Linked DNA regions of Mus musculus: region 2 is linked to region 1. A link is a loop called in an ENCODE intact Hi-C map of the cell type or tissue named here. Cell type or tissue: heart. All regions are shown on one strand. Each heading gives the region's core, and the rest is flanking DNA. Links, peaks and the distances in the headings are about the cores only.

What was found. A loop is a pair of places that touch in the nucleus more often than their neighbours do. Peaks named below come from ENCODE experiments on the same cell type or tissue, not always from the same donor. Only the 100,000 strongest peaks of a DNase experiment are listed, where the experiment ranks them.
Region 2: a loop joins it to region 1, with 3 times the contacts of the local background. A loop is called at or near these places in 5 of 42 quality-filtered maps.

Annotation. Positions count from the first base shown.
Region 1 is chr12:69,499,309-69,505,481 of GRCm38, forward strand. Gm31512 (a long non-coding RNA gene) reads left to right here. Exons shown (of 3, transcript XR_381638.4): 2 at 1,732-2,064. Among named protein-coding and RNA genes, the nearest start is that of Gm31512, 5.2 kb to the left of the region's middle. In heart, for the core only: no CTCF peak of the experiment used is centred there; DNase peaks (open chromatin) are centred at 1,443, 2,213, 2,833 and 3,183; H3K4me3 peaks cover 337 bases; H3K27ac peaks cover 2,460 bases.
Region 2 is chr12:69,419,601-69,425,773 of GRCm38, forward strand. No RefSeq gene overlaps it. Among named protein-coding and RNA genes, the nearest start is that of Gm40434, 39 kb to the right of the region's middle. In heart, for the core only: no CTCF peak of the experiment used is centred there; DNase peaks (open chromatin) are centred at 3,421 and 5,551; H3K4me3 peaks cover 105 bases; H3K27ac peaks cover 1,016 bases.

The DNA of each region.
Region 1 (6,173 bases), core at 623-5,622:
TTCAGCTCAGTCCAGATGACAGCAGATGGCTGTAGAGCTAGTGTACCTGAAATTCTGTTTGCTCTCAGTGCAGCAGAGCACAACTCCGATAGTAGCGGGCTTTAGATAATCCGATGTCTTTCTCAGGATTTAGCTTCATGCCTCCGAGATTAGCACAGCATTCGGCATTTCGCTGGAAGTAGACTCAGACACTTCTGCTCCTGGCCTTGGAGGCTTCTGTTACTGTTTTAAAATGAGATTCATGAAACTGGAAGCTTCCCTGAAGGCGAGGTCCAAACCTTGAGGACAGAATCCCAGCATTTGTGACCAGACACCCAGGACGCTGCCCGGGATAGCTCAGGCATTGCTAACTGTGTCAAGAGATGACAGAGTCACAAGGACTCAGAGCTAACAGGGAATGCTTGAGACAGTAGAGGAAACTCTTTACAGCATAAAACAGTTCACCGCCCAAATAGAGTCTCTGGGCCCTGAGGAGCTGGTATTTCTTGGTGTTGAACACACAGAAAGGAAAGCAAGAGGATCACATGACACCTGGCTCTGCTCGCTCAACAGACAGCTCCCACAGCCAGGATCAGACTACGGGGGCGTCAATATAGCCTTCCCAAATTCTTAGGTTAGAAATCGAATCCTCAAATTCATATGTTGATGCTATTTGGAGGCGGGACCTTTGGGAGGTAATTAGGGTTGGATGAGTTCACGGGTGGAGGAGGCCCCATGGTGGCATCAGTGGCTTTACCAAGAGGAGAAATTGAGTTGGCACACTTGCCCTTCCACTCTGTCACAGTGCAGCACGGAGGCCCTGACCAAATGCTGGCAGCATCCCTTGAAGTGTCCGGCCCTCCAAACTGTGTGCACAACAATTTTTTTCTTTATAAATTACATAGATTATGGGGCTAGGAAGGTGGCTCCCGTGAGTAAGAGTGCTCCCAATGCATGCAGGACTTGAGTTCAAATCCTAAGAGTCCCTGTGAAAAGGCAAGATGGGGTCCCTAGACACTGGCATGGTAGATACATGCATGTATCTGGTGTTTCTGGAATGAATTGATATAGTCACAAGTATAATTATTTATCAGTTTGTGCTTCCCAGAATGTTGGCAGATGGCTTCTTTTCGAGTATAAATAAGACGCAGAATCTTTGTACTTCAGTCTTTATACTTGAAATGACTGTTGGCTTTCAAAACATGCAATTCAAGGTTGGACACACCCTGTAGGCTTCTGTTCTATATAATCTAGAACAGGGTGCTGAGAAGAGGGGAGGGGAGGGGAGGGGAGGGGAGGGGAGGGGAGGGGAGGGGAGGGGAGAGAGACCGAAGTGCAGCCGCTGTCTTGGTTTCCATGTTTCTCTTGGCTCACTCACTCTGGGAGAATGGAGCCACCAAGTCTTGAAGACAGGCAGGCAGAGAGTAAGAGGCTGGGCCGCGAGGAGCTGTGTGTCCCTGGGCAGTCGCCAGAAAGGAACTAAGCTTGTAGCGACCACATGACTGAGTTTGCAGGCAGGTCCTTCCCCAGCAGTCTTGGTCTAACTTCAGTCTCAGCGAATGAATGATTCAGCTGAGACCACAGGCCAGAGCCGCCAGAGAAGGCAAGCCAGGTTTCTAACCAGCAGAGCTGAGAGATGACACCCAATGTTTTAAATTGCCGAGTTTAAGAGTAGTTCACTATACAATAATCAAAACAAACAAACAAACAAACAAACAGGCATTTCCTTTCTTGGTTTTGCATTTTTCCTAGGGGAAAAAAGTGAATGAGTGCTTTCACCAGAGGCCTCCAGGAAGGCTCAGCTCCAGGAGACAAAACCCAGGCAAACAATCAGCTTAAAGGAAGCTTCCCTTGAGGCCTGGGGAGAGATGCGTGGGGCTGAGAAAACTTTTCCAGGCTGTGGGAAGAGCTGCTGTGGACTCTGAACTTATCCTTGCTCCTTCCTGAACACCATTTCGAGAACATCTCTGGTGCGGATGTTAACCAGACGAACCGTACAAGCCATGCACCTCCAAGTGGAGGTTCCTCTGGCTGTTCTGAAACTTCGGGGAACAGAATGACTTTTTCAGGACTCTGGCTTTTCAGGTGAGACAGTTCCTGATGATGCTTTTTGGAGTAAGGGCTGAACAGGCACCAGGTACTGGTTTCTCATGTGCTCCTTGTTAGTCACACCTCACCCTGTGTAGAGTACAAACACTCCCAAGTCATGAACAACAGCATCCCACAAGGATGCAGGAGAACACAATCCCGTTTGGTTTTTCAAACAAACTCATTCATTGGTGGGTACAGAATTGCAGACTCCCTGATACTCGTGTGCACACCCCAAGATGAGGTCCCCTGCTCCAGGAAACCTGTAACTAAAAGCACTAGTTTCCTGAAGCTGGCTGAACTGGGTAAGGGTTTTCTATTGCCTTTGAAGTGCAGATCTGGAACCTCTGGGGAGCTTCTATTTTAAAGATACAAGAAGAATAAGGCTGTTTCCTTCCTTTTAGAAGACCGACAGGTATAAACAAACCAGGAGGGGTGGGGGCGGGCTGCCTGGTCTCTGAGGTCAGGAGCCAGCAACAGGAGCGGAGAAGCATCCCTCTGCAATGCATGACTGCGAAGTATGCAAAATCATGCCAAGTTAATTTGGTGCAGCTGGGGAGGATGGGCGGCTCTGTCAGAGTCTGTTGTTTGTGAGCCAAGCACCTCATTTCTCCAGCTGTTCATGAGCGTGTGTGTGTGTGTGTGTGTGTGTGTGTGTGTGTGTGTGTCCTAAAGGAAACAAAGATGTAGAGGAAATGAAGACGTTAGAGCCAGAAGCCAGTTTCTGCCAACAGGAACAAAGGGGACGATTGTGCTTCTCATTCGGAGGCCACACTGTCAAGAGGCACGAGACACCAATACGCACTGAGACTGTATGAGGGCCCCCGCCAAGGGAACGTCCAGATACACTCTTTCACAACCCAGGGCTCTCAGAAAGACTGGTCAGGGCGTGGCTGCTTTCGTGGTGGCCTCTCCAAGTAAGAGAAAATGCAAATATTGTGCCTGCTCTGTAGCTTTCTTCAAACCAGTGCAAGTCTTTCTCAGCGCAAGGTCACACTTTTCTCTCAATATTAGTTAAAAACAGCCCTGGTCTTGTTTCAGGAAAGCTTCCCAGGACAGTAGCCAAACTCTTACCAAACACACACACACACACACACTCACCAGTGTGGGAGGGGTGGGAGGAGGGATGACCAATCCATGTGATTTCCTGCCGGCCTAGAATTGTGCTGGAGTCAGGAGCTTTCTCCGAGGAAGAGCCAGGCAGCATTGGAGAAGCAGTGTGGTGTGCCTGAGCTCACCGGCTCTTCCAGCACCCACCTCAGGCAAGCAGTTTAGCTGCCTCACGGTGGAGGAAATACCTACTTGGTGAGTCTGAAGCAGGACTCCAGGAAACGGCTGCCTGTGGATGAGTTCTGGACACAGAGAACAAGTCTCTGGCTTTCATTTAATCGAACTTGATCCACTCCGTTAAAAAATTCAGCAATTCAGGGACAGTTGATGAGTTCCACAGGCCATGTGGCCTCCTGAGACCCCAGCCTGGCCCTACCTGCCTTGCTAGATATGCAGACAGCTGAGGTGGACAGTCTGGCTTGCCCTGGGTGTTTCCATCCTGGTGGGGTGATGTGGACATTTTGTCCCCTCCTCCCTTTCCCTCCTCTCCTCAAGGGCGGTGTGTGCATCCATTCTCACGGAATGGTCTTGGTATTGGTTATGGTGTAGGGCGGTTCTTGGGGGTTTTTATTTTTTTTAATTTGTGTGTGCACACCTGTGTGTGGAGATCAGAGGACAACTTTTGGGGATTTGGTCTCAGTTTCTGCCCTGTCGAGAGGCAGGGTCTCTCTTGTTTCTGCCATGCTGCATACTCTGGGCTGGCTGTCCCTGAGGCTTCTCCTTCCCAGCTCTTCTCCTGCTCACTGTGGCTGGGGTAGATGACAGGGCTTCACCACTGCATCTGGCTCTTGACAGGGGTTCTGGTCTTTGGAGGCAAGCACTTTACCCACTGAGCAATCTCTCTCTCTCTCTCTCTCTCTCTCTCTCTCTCTCTCTCTCGTGTTTGTTTTTGTGAATTTGACAAAAGCTAGAACTATCTGGGAAGAAAAACCTGACTCCACCAAATTGACCTGCAGATAACTTCATGGGACTTTTTTTTTTTTCTTCTTCTTTGAACCATGATTGATTTGGGAGGGCCCAGGCCACTGTGGGCAGTACTGCCCTTAGACAGATGGTCCTGGGCTGAAAGGAAGGTAGCTGAAAGCCTGGCATGGTGGTACTTGCCTAATCCCAGCGCTCAGGAGGCAGAGGCAGGCAGATCTCCGTGAGTTTAGGGGGTCAGCATATTCTACATAGCAAGTTCCAGGACAGCCAGGACTATATAAACAGACTCTGTCTGAGAGAGAGAGAGAGAGAGAGAGAGAGAGAGAGAGAGAGAAGAAATTCAGGGAAAGGAAGCCAGTATACATACAGCACTCCTCTAGGGTTTCTGCATCAGTTCCTGCCTTGAGTTCCTGCTCTAACTTCCCTTCATGATGTAAGATAAAATAAACCTCTCTTTCTCAATGCTTTCAATCATTGTGTGTGTGTTTCTAAACAAAAGAATGTCCATAAACTTTCTAACCCAAACCTCAGTCCCATGCAGTGGGCTCTCAAATCTCCATTACCAACTGGATGTGTTAGCACAAATCTGTGATCCCAATACTTAGGAGGTGGAGGAAGCTAAATAATAAAAACCTGTTTTATTTTATTTGTTTCTTTTTGTTTCGTGTGTGTGTGTGTGTGTGTGTGTGTGTGTGTTAAAGGATAGGCATGTTAGTGTATTCCTCTAATCCCAGCACTTGAAAATGGAGAAAACTCAGGATGTCAAGGTCCTTGTCTCAAACCAAACCAAACCAAACCAAACCAAACCAAACCAAACCAAACCAAACCAAACTTACAGATGGGTCAGTAAGTTAAGGTGTCAGCCACCAGTCCTGATGACCTGAATTTGATCCCCAAGACCCACAAGATGGGGGCGAGAGCCAGCTCTGGGAAGTTGTCTTCTGACCTGCACAGGTGCACTGTTGCACGTATACAAATACACACACATACTTACTCACAATAAAAACATAAATGTGCTTCACTTTAAAACAGACCAAAAAAAAAAAAAACCCCACCTGCCTCTGCCTTCGGGAATCACCGACTACGGCACCTTCAGCTCAGCTCAGCTCTGTCTAGAAGCAAATATTTGTCTAAAATATTTCCCACTCCCAATGATGACAAGGAAGTGTGAAATTTTTTTTCACCCCAACCATTCATTTCTTATTCTAACTTGTTAAGAACCGAATTGTGTTTCTCCAGAGTTCTTATGCTGTAGCCTTGACTTTGGTTGGGACCGATGCTCTTGGAGACAGGGCCTTTAAGGGAGTAACTAGGCTATTGAGGACTTCAGAGTGGGGCTGGTATCCATGAGATTGCCATCCTCATAGGAGAAGGACTGAACTGGAGAGAAGGTTTGGTGATCAAAAGCACTTACTGCTCTTGCAGAAGACCTAGCTTTGGTTTCTATCACCCACACGGTGGCTCACAACTTCCTGTAACTCCAGTTCCAAGGGATCTGATGACCTGTGTTGGCCCTGCACACATGCAGTACACACACATACCCTCAGGCTCACACACATACCCTCAGGCTCACACACATACCCTCAGGCTCACACACATGCCCTCAGGCTCACACACATACCCTCAGGCTCACACACATACCCTCAGGCTCACACACATGCCCTCAGGCTCACACACATACCCTCAGGCTCACACACATACCCTCAGGCTCACACACATACTCTCAGGCTCACACACATACCCTCAGGCTTACACACATACCCTCAGGCTCACACACATATACATAAAGTAAAGTAGATACTTGAGAGAGAGAGAGAGAGAGAGAGAGAGAGAGAGAGAGGAGGGAGCTACAGCAGAGGCCTGTCTCTCTCTTTCTTTGTTATTGCTTTGGGTCAGGGTATGCAGGATACCCACTGAGACATTCAGGTTCTTGTATCATGGAATAAAGAATTGGACCAGGGATACATGGGCAGTGATGGAGTTAGAAACTGATAAGAAAGAGAAGGACACTCACTCCTGAGAATGGAAGTGTTCAGAGGACTGGGAAAGGCCCAGCCCCTCTTCTCTGGCAT
Region 2 (6,173 bases), core at 598-5,597, 80 kb before region 1:
TCAGATCTGGTGAAGTAAAGTTTTTAACTGGACCCTTTCTATTTTTTTGGTGGTAAGTGGGGACTGAGAATTGAACCCATGGCCTTATTGATGCTACACAGCTTCCCAGCATTGCTCTTCTCTTTCAGCACTTCCCCTTGGTCCTCCGGCACTGGCTTGCCATGGTGTGTGCCCTAGGCAAAACCCTGCTGTAGAGAGAGCTTCTGTAGAGAGCGCGTGGAAGGCTGTGAGTCACACAGTTCCTCTCTTGGAAGAATGCTTTCCTGCCCTGTTGGGCAGTTCCATCAGGCAAAGCCATTCAGCCAACAGTAAATGCTATAGTTAGGTAGTGGTGCCCTTTGATCTTTTCGATTAGAAAAATAAGCCCAAGTAACTTAAATCTAAGCAAGCCACACCAGTTAATTACTTCTTAACTCTTAGGCATGTCTGGTCTTTACCAGCTCTCTCTAACACACCACTTAAACTCCCATTTTAACATCTTTATCCCTCTGGAACCTCTTTATTCAGTAATCTCTCAGGTCATTTCCCAGGGCTTTTACTGGTTTGTTTTAGTCACGGTGTCACAGATGTCCCTGTACTACCCTGTATCTTTGGAATCATTGACTGTAACTTAAAACTTATGGCCCTTTCTTGGTAATAAAATTTCACACAATTCCATTATTTGAAGATACCATTTAGGTTGTTAAAAATCTAGGCATTTTCCAGGGGTCGAGGGTAGATAAGAAATGAAACAATGGCCGAGTGTGGATGTAGACTTGTTCATTCAGTGGCCTCCAGGCTACAAAGGTGGAGACAAAATACACTTGGAAATGGTCTGGAAAATGGCCTCATAAGAGAGTTCAAAGGTAGACACAGATCTTTGGATTTATCAGCTTGTAAGCAATAGGCAAAGCCACAAGGATAGCAGACATCCAGAGAGGGCATAGGTTTTAAATGGCATTCGGGATGGACAGAGGAAGAAGATGCAGCAGTCAAAGAGGCAGGAGATTTGGGAGAGAACCCAGTCCTCCCAAAGTCCAGGCTGCCGCTGCAGGGAAGTGAGTGAGTTTGAGGCCAGCCTGGTCACAGAAGGTGAGTAAAGGGGAGGTTTTTTCAGACCGTGTATCTGGGGGAGAACTGTTCAATGGGAAAGAGCAAGGAAGGCAGAAAAGGGGTTGTCAGAGGTCACGGTGGTCCAGGGACAGGAAAGGTCCTTCAGCTGGAAGGAAGGGGCCATTGGGAAGTTAGAAAGCAGAGAAGAGGGGGCAGTCAGTCTTGCTGCCCTGCCCCTTCTCAACACAGCAGGAAGCTGTGTCATGTGCTGAACAGGAAAGAATTCGAGTGTGTGTGTGTGTGTGTGTGTGTGTGTGTGTGTGTGTGTGTGTGTTATAAGAGCATACGTGCACATGTGTGTTCAGCTGCACTTGTTTATGTGTGCATGTGTGGTTGCCAGAGGCAGACATTGGGAGTCATCCTCTATCACTCTCCACCTTGTTCTTAAATTGAGAAAATAGGGACTGGAGAGATGGCTCAGCTGGTAAGAGCACTGGCTGCTCCTCTAGAGGTTGTGGGTTCAATTCCTAGCACCCACATAGCAGCTCACAAATATCTGTAGCTCCAGATCCAGGGATCTGACACCCTTACACAGACATGCATGCAGGCAAAACACCCCAATGCACATAGAATAAAAATAAATAAATCTTTAAATTGAAATAAATGATGTCTTTATTAATTCTTTGAGACTTTCATGCAATGTATTTTGACCATTTGACCACCCCTCCAGAGCTCCCCCACTGTTCTTCTCAACCTCCCTACCCACCCATTTTCTTTTAAAAATTAAAAAGTTAAACAAACAAACAAACAAAACCCCAGTTTGTCAACTACTCCTAGTCATGGAGCCTGCCCTTGGAGTGTGATCTGTATACCAATTGTCATTCCACTAAGGACAACTAACTTTCTTTTTTCTAGTAGCAATCAAGTGCCAACAGCCCCTCTGTTAGGCCTGGAACCTCGCGTCTACCTCTCTTTCTACATGCTGTGATCTTTATCAGGCGTGTGCTGTCACAATTGCTGTAAATTCCTACAAGCATCTGCCTGATGGCGTTGAAGTCATCGGCACCTCCGGCTCTTATAATCTTTGCATCTGCTCTTCTGCGCAGATCCTGGAGCCTTGCGGGGAGGGGTGTGATAGGGATATCTCACTTAGGGCCGAGCGCTTGTGAGATTGAGCTTATTCTCTGTACGCATGCGCGCACTCCCGCTCCAGTTTCCGTAAAGACCAGTTCTCTCACTGGAGCTTCTCAGGCCAAACCAGCTAGCTGTGAGCTCCAGCGACCTGCCTGTCTCCACCCCATCAGCAGTGGTTACGGATGTGTCATGTATGTTTGGCTTTTACATGGATGCTGAAGATCTGAACTCAGGCTCTCATGCTAGTGCAGCAAGCACTTTATCCGCTGACCCGCCTTTCCTGAAACCCAGGCTTTATTTATTTTCTCAAACTTGTATTCTCTGGACTCAGCCACCATCCCTAGCTTGGAAATGGTTGCCTTTGTTTTTCTGTTGAGACAGCATCTCACACTGTTGGCCAGGCTGGCCTGGAACTACACAGCCCAATTTGCCTTTGAAATGGCAGGGACCCTCTTGCCTCGGCCTTTTGAGCGCCAGGACGTCAGGATGAAGCCCCCAAGCTTGGCAGTCTCTAGAAACAAAAAGGAGGCATTGGTGGATTCTATGGCTCGGTGGGTAAAGACTCTTGTCACTAAGACTGAAAAGCTAAACTCAATCACTGTGACCCACTTTGGGGAAGGAAAGAATGCTCAGGGCTGTCCCAGGATGTCCACGTACACACTGATAGATTTACCCACCCCATAAATAAACAAACAAACAAACAAATGAATGAAAAAAAAATATGGTCTTCTCTTTTCTATGCCTCATATATTACATTTCTACTTTGGACACTCTGACTTGCTTTCTTTTGAACCCCAGTGGTCATGCTTAAGAAATAAAAGCTTATGTCTAAGGTCGGGCAGTGGAGCCCAATGCGGGAACTTCTGACCAGCTGAAAGCCTGGTTCTAGTGTGCAACCTGGCTTACTGTGGTGAATCTACCCAGCTCCGTGCAAGTCCTATTGACATAAAGATGGATGGCTGAGCAAACGCGATGAATCAACGAACACCGAGAATGTTAAGCTCTTCCTTAGGAAAGTGGAAAACTCCTTAGGGTAGGGAGGTCCCCCTGAGAAACTGTACTGTTCTTGATGTAATAATAGACTAGAAAGCCTTTTATAGCCGGGGTAGGTGTGGCAGCTGAGAAACGGAAAGAAAGAAATATGAGTCAATCAAAATCCGCATTCTGTATCCTTCGGCCACTGTCAATCAGATTCGGGAAAGGGCTGGTGTACTCGTGTAGTAGCTCTTACCACCGTGGACTGCAGCTTCCGGTCTGGAGGAGGCTCAGCCGTGCAGCTGTACTTCCTGCTCTGTTTAACACTTACTGCTTCACGTGGTGGAAACTTCCTCACCGGAAGAGCGGTCGGCCATGAGGAAAATGATAGGTGCGGGGCACTCAGGCCTCTCTGAATTTTAAACCTCACTCTGCTTTGCTTTGGGGCTTTGAATCTCGGCCCCAGATTCCTGCCTCAGAATTTGGGGTACTCCTGTGGGCAGGCACACCTACTCTGCTACGGAGTTTAGCAGAAGCCTGCCTGTGCCTGCTCAGGCTACTCACCACACCTCAGGGCCGGGCCCCGAGCAGCTCTCCAAACCTGATGGACAACCAGCCAGAACCTGCTTGCTGTTGGCTAGTGGCCAACCTGGAGGCCCCTAGAGCCGTGGCTCTCAAAATCTTGTTAATTGGTGTGTTCAGAGACCCAGAGCTGGAGAATACAGAGGCACATCTCAGAGGGACAGTGTTCTTACTTTAGCTAAACGAACAAGACCTTTAAGTATACAGTAGAAAATTAAGGAGAATAATCTTTAAAAATATCTTGGTTCTACTTAAAATTTTCCAACCCAATTCCACCCCTTCATCTTGATCTGCAGTCCAGGCTGGATTTGAATTTACAATCCTCCTGCCTCTGAGTGCTGGGATTACAGACAAGTGCCACCATGCCTGGCTCAACTTTTTCGCTTTTATTTCTTTTATTACATTTAGTATGTGCCCATACTGCCACAGCACACATACAGAAGTCAAAGGATAAATTGTCCTTTCAGGAATCAGTTCTCTCTTTCCACCAAGAAGGTCCTAGGTACAGACTCCAGTTTTCAAGCAGAGTAGCAAGGTGCCTTTATCCACTGAGCTATCTGGCTAGACGTTTTTCTCTTTTTCTTTTCTTTTCTTTTTCTTTTCCTTTCCTTCTCTTCTCTTCTCTTTCTTCTCTTCTTCTTCTTCTTCTTCTTCTTCTTCTTCTTCTTCTTCTTCTTCTTCTTCTTCTTCTTCTTCTTCTTCTTCTCCTTCTCCTCCTCCTCCTCCTCCTCCTCCTCCTCCTCCTCCTCCTCCTCCTCCTCCTCCTCCTCCTCCTTCTCTTTTTCTTTTTCTTTAGTATAGAATAGAGTTTATTCAGGGCATGGGGTGGGGAGTTACGAGGGTAGTAGAGGCAGAGAAAGGCAGAGGGAGTGAGAGAGTAGGGAAGTAGAGGCTGGCCATGGCCATGAGCATGTGGAGAGAGGAGGAAGGCAAGGGAATGGGGAAGGGGAGAGCAAGAGCAGGAGAGAAGCAAGAGATCAAAAGCACCATTTTTTTTTCTTTAAAAATAAAATTAGGCAGTAAAGATTTATAATGTGTGGATTGGTTGCGTATGCCTTCTGGGTACTCTTTAGAAAGTAAAAAGTGCTCACTGTCTCAGTCTAGGTTGGAATGGGCTCTTAGGTCCCATCGATCTCATTCCCACCAGAACCTTTGTCCCCTGTCCTGAGTCCTGGATTCCAACCAACCTCTCTAAGATGATTCTCTTGCTAGACACATTCTGAGGCTGTTCCTCCCGTTGCTTCCAGGTCCGAGATGGGACACCTTTCCGCCTGGATTTAGGCTGTAGTCTACACCTGTTCTCTGTGTCCAACCTCAATGCTGAACAGGCATCGAGGGGTGACAGCCATGGGGAATGGGCACTGCTGGCCACTGTCACCTTTCCTCTATGCACTTCGATTTGGAGATGTCTGTGAACACCGCTTTTGTCCCTCACACTGCTAACTCTTCTAAAACAGCGTTTTCTTTATTTACTGCTGTATAGATCACAGTATTTTCTTGCTTCTTGGAGAGATTAACCATGGACCTCTTTCTATTTTTTCTGAGATATTCTGTGTATAAGCAGGGGAATGAAACAGCTCTCCCATCTGTGGTCCTTGAGTTTACCCTCTTTCCTAACAGCCAGGAAGCAGCAGGACCCACGCTCAGGGCAGAGTAAGAGCTGGGAAGTGCAGAATGTGAGTCTAAACTTAGGCGCCTGACAAGTCGCTCAGTCCCGAGCTGGGGAGTCGCTACAATAATATTCACTGAACAGGAAGTGATGCAGGAGTCAAGGAGCGGGGAGGGCCAAGTGCATGGCAGGAGTCTGGGTCAGGGGTCAGAAATCTGCAAAGTTCTGAGCCTGAGTAGAGCTTTTGCAGAAGCAACATTCCAGGGAACAAAGGGCCATCCCTCAAGGGAATTAAAGGAAAGCTAAAGCTGGTAAGGCGTTAATACCCTTTGTTCTCTCTAGGGATGTGGCTGTGCCTGTCTGTATGGGTGGTGTGTGTGTGTGTGTGTGTGTGTGTGTGTGTGTGTGTGCGCACGCGCTCGCGCGCTTGCGTGCGCTTGCGTGCATACTTCTGTATGTGTATATATGCCTATGTGAGTATGTATATGTGTATATGAGTGTGTATATGTGTGTATGTGTATATGCCTATATGTGTACATGTGTGCATATTCATGTGTATATATGTGTCTATGAGTGTGTATACGTGTCTGTATGTGTATATGCTATGTGTGTATGTGTGTGCATATGCATGTGTATATGTGTGCCTATGAGTGTATACACATGTGTGTGCATGTGTGGGTGTGTATGTGTATATGTCTATGTGTGTGCATATGCATGTGTATATGTGTGTCTATGAGTGTGTGTATACATGTGTGTGTCTGTAGATTGAACCCAGGACCTTGAGTGTGCTAGAAAAGCACTCATCACTCAGCTACACTCTCAGCCTTGGAGTTATTGTCGC